Linked DNA regions of Homo sapiens: region 1 is linked to region 2. Evidence: chromatin contacts called from ENCODE Hi-C or POLR2A ChIA-PET data. All regions are on one chromosome and are shown on one strand. The core of a region is the stretch at or near the end of the contact, and the rest is flanking DNA. Distances in the headings are between cores, read along the strand shown. Region 1 overlaps FCRLB (Fc receptor like B). Region 2 holds the start of SDHC (succinate dehydrogenase complex subunit C).

Region 1 (2,700 bases), core at 87-2,586, 410 kb before region 2:
GAAATTCGCGTGAGGGGAAGCAGGAGACCAAGGAGGAATGAGCCTGCAGAGGGGACGGTAGCCGCCCCCTCAGCTCTCCACAGGAGTGGTCTCTGGGGTTCCCGGGCTCACAGCAAAGTGAGAGGTGGGGGTCTCGGGCGTTCCCCTGAGCTCCCGGAGGGCCTGTGGCTCCTTTAATTCCAGGACCACCCGGCTCAGAAGGCCTTTGAGCAGCTGCATTTCTCGGAGCAGAAGGTCCACGTCGGGTTTCAGGGCTCCAGCCGATTGTTCCAAGGGCGTCGGCGGAGCGCAGGCGGGTGGCCCCGCAGTCGGGGCGCCGCTCGCCGGGAACTGCAGCCCGGTGGAGGTGGTGTTCCGGACGGAGGTGACCAACGGGACCGATCTGGACACCGGGGGCTTTCTGAAGGAAAGCGGCCTATTACCAGGAGCCAAGGCTGCGGCCCATGGAGCTGGGGCGGTGGTGGAGGCCGGGTCCAGGGGAGAACCTGTGAATGCATTACGCCCAGTCACGCGCGGCTTGCATGGTTCTTCTCGGCGCTGGGCTGGGGGAGGGGCGTAGGGCGGTGGGCGGGGATGGGGAAGGCCGGAAGAGGGGTGAGGAGGAGGGCGGCGAAGGGGAGATGGGAAAGGCGGGGGGCGGGACGGGAACCAGGGGGCGGGGGTGATTCGTGGGTGCCGAGAGGCGGAAGCAGGGCTGACCGCCAGGGTCGGCGTCCGGGAGGGTGTGCAGGCACTCACCCGGCCCCGGGAGCTGCAGCCACGGACTGCGTTTCCGGACACTGCGGGTGGCGGTAGCCGCCTCGCACCAGTACGATTCGAGCTCCTCGACCTCGGGCTCCGGGACTGTGTACTCGGCGCCCCAGTCGAAGCGGCGCACCGCGCGGCTGTACTTGTAAAACGCGAACTGCAGCGGCGTGTCGCGCTTCTGCGGGTGCAGGCGCGTGTCGCAGCGCAGCACCACCCCACCCAGCGCCGCGCCGCGGGCCTCCCGCGGACCCATCACCCTCAGCACCGGCGCCCGGAACAGCTCTACGGAGAGGGCGGGGAGCAACGGCGCCGGCTTGTCCACCGCTCCGCGACCCCGCTCCTTCCTGCTTCCCGCGAGGGCTCCTTGCAGACCCACAGACCAAGGGGGGAGGGGAGGAGGCCGTGTGTCCACGTGGAGGGGGAAGGGGAGCCTTCTGAAATGTGGGGCAGGGGGACCGAGTCCACGAGGGACGGGGAAAGCTTGAAAGGAAGAGGGACCAGGCCAGACGCTTCATGTCACATCCCGACTGACACTCAGCTCGGGTTCTGCAGCCTAGAATAGGAGACGCTGCGCCTGCCTTGCAGGACGCTAGGGAGTCGCTCCTTCGTCCCAGTCCCACAGTGGCCCCTGCCCCTGCCAGAGCTGCCCTCTCTGTGGGAGTCCCCAGCCAGAGTGAGAAGCCAGGATGTGCGTCGGGGAAAGGGACCAGCCTCCAAGCAGGCGGCGGATCAAGCGCTGCTTCACGGCAAAGGAGAGGAGACAGCGTCCATAGTCTAAGAGAAACCCTCCAAGTGGCAGCTATTTGAACTTCCGCCCCTTCTTTTCTCGCCGAGCTCCTGTCCCAGAATTTCTCAATGCTCATTTGCCTCCCTCCCGGGGCCCCTGGTCTCTCCCACCTTGCACTGTCACAGCCACCTTAGCGGAGAACATGGGCGCGCTCTCCACCGGGATGCGCATGGTGCCCGAGCACTGGTAGCGCCCGCTGTCGCTGGCACGCGCCTGTAACACAGTGTAGTTGGCGCTGGAGTGGAAGTAGCGCACGGCCTGGCCGTCGTGGTAGTAGTGAAGCTTGTAGACCACCTTGTCGTACCAGCCGCGGCAGCGCAGGACTAGCGGCTCACCCTCGAACACTGGCGCATAGGGCACTTGCAGAATCAGCCAATCTGCGACAGACACCACAGACACGCTTGACTCCACAGAAAGTCCAGCCCTGGAGATCTCCCACTCTCACAGCCTTCCAGCTTTCTCCTCTTAACTCCTCTCCCTCCCTTCCCCGCCATCTCCCACCGCTTTCTTTTCTTTTCTTTTTCTTTCTTTTTTTCTTGTTCTTTTTCTTTTTTTGAGACATGGTCTTGCTCTTGTCGCCCAAGCTGCAGTGCAGTGGCACAAACTCGGTTCACTGCAACCTCCACCTCTTGGGTTCAAGCGATTCTTCTGCCTCAGCCTCCCGAGTAGCTGGGATTACCGGTGGGCGCCATCACACCCAGCTAATTTTTGCATTTTTTAGTAGAGACAGGGTTTCACCATCTTGGCCAGGCTGGTCTTGAACTCCTGACCTCAGGTGATACGCCCACCTCGGCCTCCCAAAGTGGTGGGATTACAGGCGTGAGCCACCGGGCCTGGCCTCCCACTGCTTTCTTGAGCGGACAGGCCTTCCCTGGTGGTTGGCACCCAGCAGCCTCATAGTGCAAGATATATTTGTAGGTGAGTGGGAAGGAAGGGGGATGGCTGGTCTTTCACTTAGCCAGGGAGCAAAGATGCCAGAGACTTGGCTCCACCCTCAAAGGGTTTTGACCATGAGAATCAACTATAACCTCCTTAGGATGGTGTCAGAGTCCTCCTGACTGGGTCCTGCTTACCTCTCCCTCACCATGGCAGTATTCATTCCTGCCCCATTTCCTCTCTACTTTCCTCATCTTCCACTCCTAACAGGATAAGTTCCAGCCATACTG
Region 2 (2,700 bases), core at 107-2,606:
CAGGTGTGGAGGGGCGACCCATCCCTTCAGTGGACAGCGCTGCACAACTCAAAATGATACTGTATGGATACACTTAATGACTATAATGATCCTCAGCTTTTAAACACTAATTCCAAAACTCCTAAAATGAACTGTTTGGAACCAATATGATCACTTCAAACTAAATGTTAATTTTACCAAAAGCCCCTAACATCGATACCAAAATATATCAGAGAATTCAAAAGCATTCAATTATGGTCAAACCATCTGGAATAAAGAAGACAGCACTGGCAAGACAAGCCTTGGCATACCTTAGACAGAAGATACATATGGAGATGAAAAACAGGGAGAAAATGAAGGATTAAGATAACCCTGATTTCAACTCCAAGAGGAATCATTTTGTCACAGAAAAACTAAACAAAGTCCCTCTATTTTTAAACTGGGTGACTGAAGTGGAAAGAGAAATGAGAACACATTTGGGGAAATCAGGGATTGAAATCTCAACAGCATTGAAGCTAACTTTCCATAACAAACAATTTCCAAAAATAAGGCTGGCACAAAACTATGCTGGGATTTGTACCAGGCGTGTCTAAAGGCGCTAGTCGCTGTGACTAGAGAGGCTGAGCAGAGAATGAGACCTAGACAGCGGAAAGTTCAGAATGAAAGAAAATCTAGGGTATTTCTCTGGACAACTAATTCACATTTTAGAGAAAAACTGGGACACTCACTCTCCCTCCCAAGTAAAATGATTAACTAAAAATGAATTCCCCGGGTTGCTCTGGGGCAGCAGAGGTCCGCCCTGGGTGCTAATGCTAATCGCCACCCCAGTAGGGATCCACCCTTTGCCAGCAGCCCGCTGGGAACCCAGACAGCGCCCACTCACGGTGGGAGCAGCTAGTGTCTGAAGGCATTCGAAGCAAAGGCAAAATACACGAAGATCTCTCTCTCCGAAGCTAAATGTCTAAATACGCTCTCGAAATCGTAGGACCCATGGGTGGCTGACCTTGAAGTTATTTTCTCAGAGCTCGGCTCTGGGTGCAGGCCCGAGAGCAATTTGCGTTAGAAGTACTAGAGGAGGTGGGGAAAACAGAAGGGGCGAGAGCCGAGGGCCCCTCGATACGAAGTCAGTGACCCCGAAGCCCTACGGAGCGCACCGGAGCGGCTGGGGGGGACGGGAAAAGGGGTCTCTAGGATCCCCGAGCGCTTGGCCTCCACACCCATGGGTCCTTTCCCTGCCCAGGCACAGGATAAACAGTTATCAGCAAAACGTGAGGGGCCAGTTCAGATCTCCGGAGGGCCGCAGGCACCAACTCCCAGTCCCACTGAAGTCACCTCAGCAACAGCGCAGCCATCTTGGGTTCCGGTCTGGACGGAAGTGACGCCAGGCGGCCCCGCCACCCGAGGGCGGAGGCGCGCCGGCTGGGGGTCGGGGTTGGGGGTGTCATGTGACGAGAGTCTCTTTAAAAGGCTCTGGAGCTTCTCCGCTCAGCTCTGCCTAGCTGGTTTGCTGGTTGTTTTCTGGTTTTTTAGTCTCCTCCTCCGCCTCCTGCAGCCGACTTCTACCGGAATTTGCCAGGATTTCGGCAGAAACGCCGCTGGCTCAAAATCTGCAGTCTACGTTCCACCTGCGTACATATTCATTTTGTATCGCACTCCCAAACAGCAAACGGCGGACTTGTTTAGATTCTTCCTTAAGGACTTCGCAGTCTGTTGCGTTCCCCCTGCCTCCCAGGTCGGCCTAAAAACGTGGTGGTTGGCCGGTTGAGACCCCGAAGAGAAAAGATACTTTGGGTTCCCTCCCTTTCTAATACGAAGCTTTAACCAGACAGATACATAAATTGTGACCTAAGTTGGGGAGTGTGTAGAGGGGCCTCGAGAAGACCTTGCGGACCACCATTCCCGAAAACGAGGAGCCTCATCTAACCACCTCGATTAGACCCCACAATTCCTGGGTTTGAGCTGCCACATGGACCAGGCGCCCACTAGCCGAGGACAATGCTCCCTTGTTCGTTGTTTCAGCGCTATGTGGGTGACACCCACAGCTAGAAGAACCCGGAGTGAGGGGAAGAACACGCTTTGATTTATATATGTGTATATATATATATACAGTTTTAGGGAACCCAAGCACAGGAATCAACTGCCGAGCACTCAAGACTGAAGAAAGAAGAAGAGCAAATGATAAAGGAAGGGAACAGAGCACAAAAGTTCTTGACTCTTGTGGGGAGTAGGGTGGAGAGGAGTAAAAGGGACAGGCTAGAGCAACTCCTATTTCTACAAAAAAAATACTCAATTATATTAATATTCAGATCTTATGTATATTTAGCATCCCTGCACTTCAGGATTTAAATAGCACAAATTCACTTATTTCTGCATCAGATGAATAATACTACTTTGCATTTCTATAATGCTTGACAAAGCACATTCGTACACTTTAGGATTGAAAGAGGCTCTCTAATCCAATCTACTATCTATGCAGGGATCTCCTCTGCAACACCCATAACAGCTGATCTTCAAGACTCTACCCCCCCATATTCAATGATGGGTACCTCAAACAACAAGTTTTATTTAATGAACAACTTATTCGTTAGTTATTATATTTAAATACAGTTTTGTGCTATCGAAATTCCAGTCATTGACTTGGCTCTCTGGAGCTTCACGTTAACAAACCCAAGGAATGCCTTTTTCACTCAGATCTTTTTTGGTTTTTCTTTTTCTTTTTCT

Evidence for each region. Hi-C counts contacts between places; a loop is a spot of excess contacts on that map. ChIA-PET counts read pairs that join two places held with the same protein, here RNA polymerase II (POLR2A). Pooled maps may share reads with other maps.
Region 1: a loop to region 2 is called in a pooled map, with 2.8 times the contacts of the local background. The contact joins the enhancer-like site here to the promoter of SDHC in region 2. A Hi-C loop is called at or near these places in 5 of 50 pooled maps. POLR2A ChIA-PET finds 5 or more read pairs at or near these places in 3 of 52 experiments (CD4-positive, alpha-beta T cell, GM12878 and activated B cell).

Annotation. Positions count from the first base shown.
Region 1 is chr1:161,725,032-161,727,731 of GRCh38, reverse strand. It overlaps FCRLB (Fc receptor like B), which reads right to left. Exons shown (of 8, transcript NM_001002901.4): 6 at 1,645-1,911; 7 at 739-1,029; 8 at 1-485. The coding sequence ends at 70. Among named protein-coding and RNA genes, the nearest start is that of FCRLB, 4.8 kb to the right of the region's middle. RefSeq lists enhancers at 242-291, 1,352-1,491 and silencers at 552-811, 842-891, 902-1,141. Within about 2 kb of position 1,336, at least 35 of the 41 ENCODE cell types and tissues checked have a DNase peak (open chromatin) inside an H3K27ac peak, as active enhancers do; they include CD4-positive, alpha-beta T cell, where a contact is called at or near this core.
Region 2 is chr1:161,313,037-161,315,736 of GRCh38, reverse strand. It overlaps SDHC (succinate dehydrogenase complex subunit C), which reads right to left and starts at 1,356. Exons shown (of 6, transcript NM_003001.5): 1 at 1,312-1,356. The coding sequence starts at 1,331. RefSeq lists silencers at 1,306-1,375, 1,406-1,465 and an enhancer at 1,017-1,780.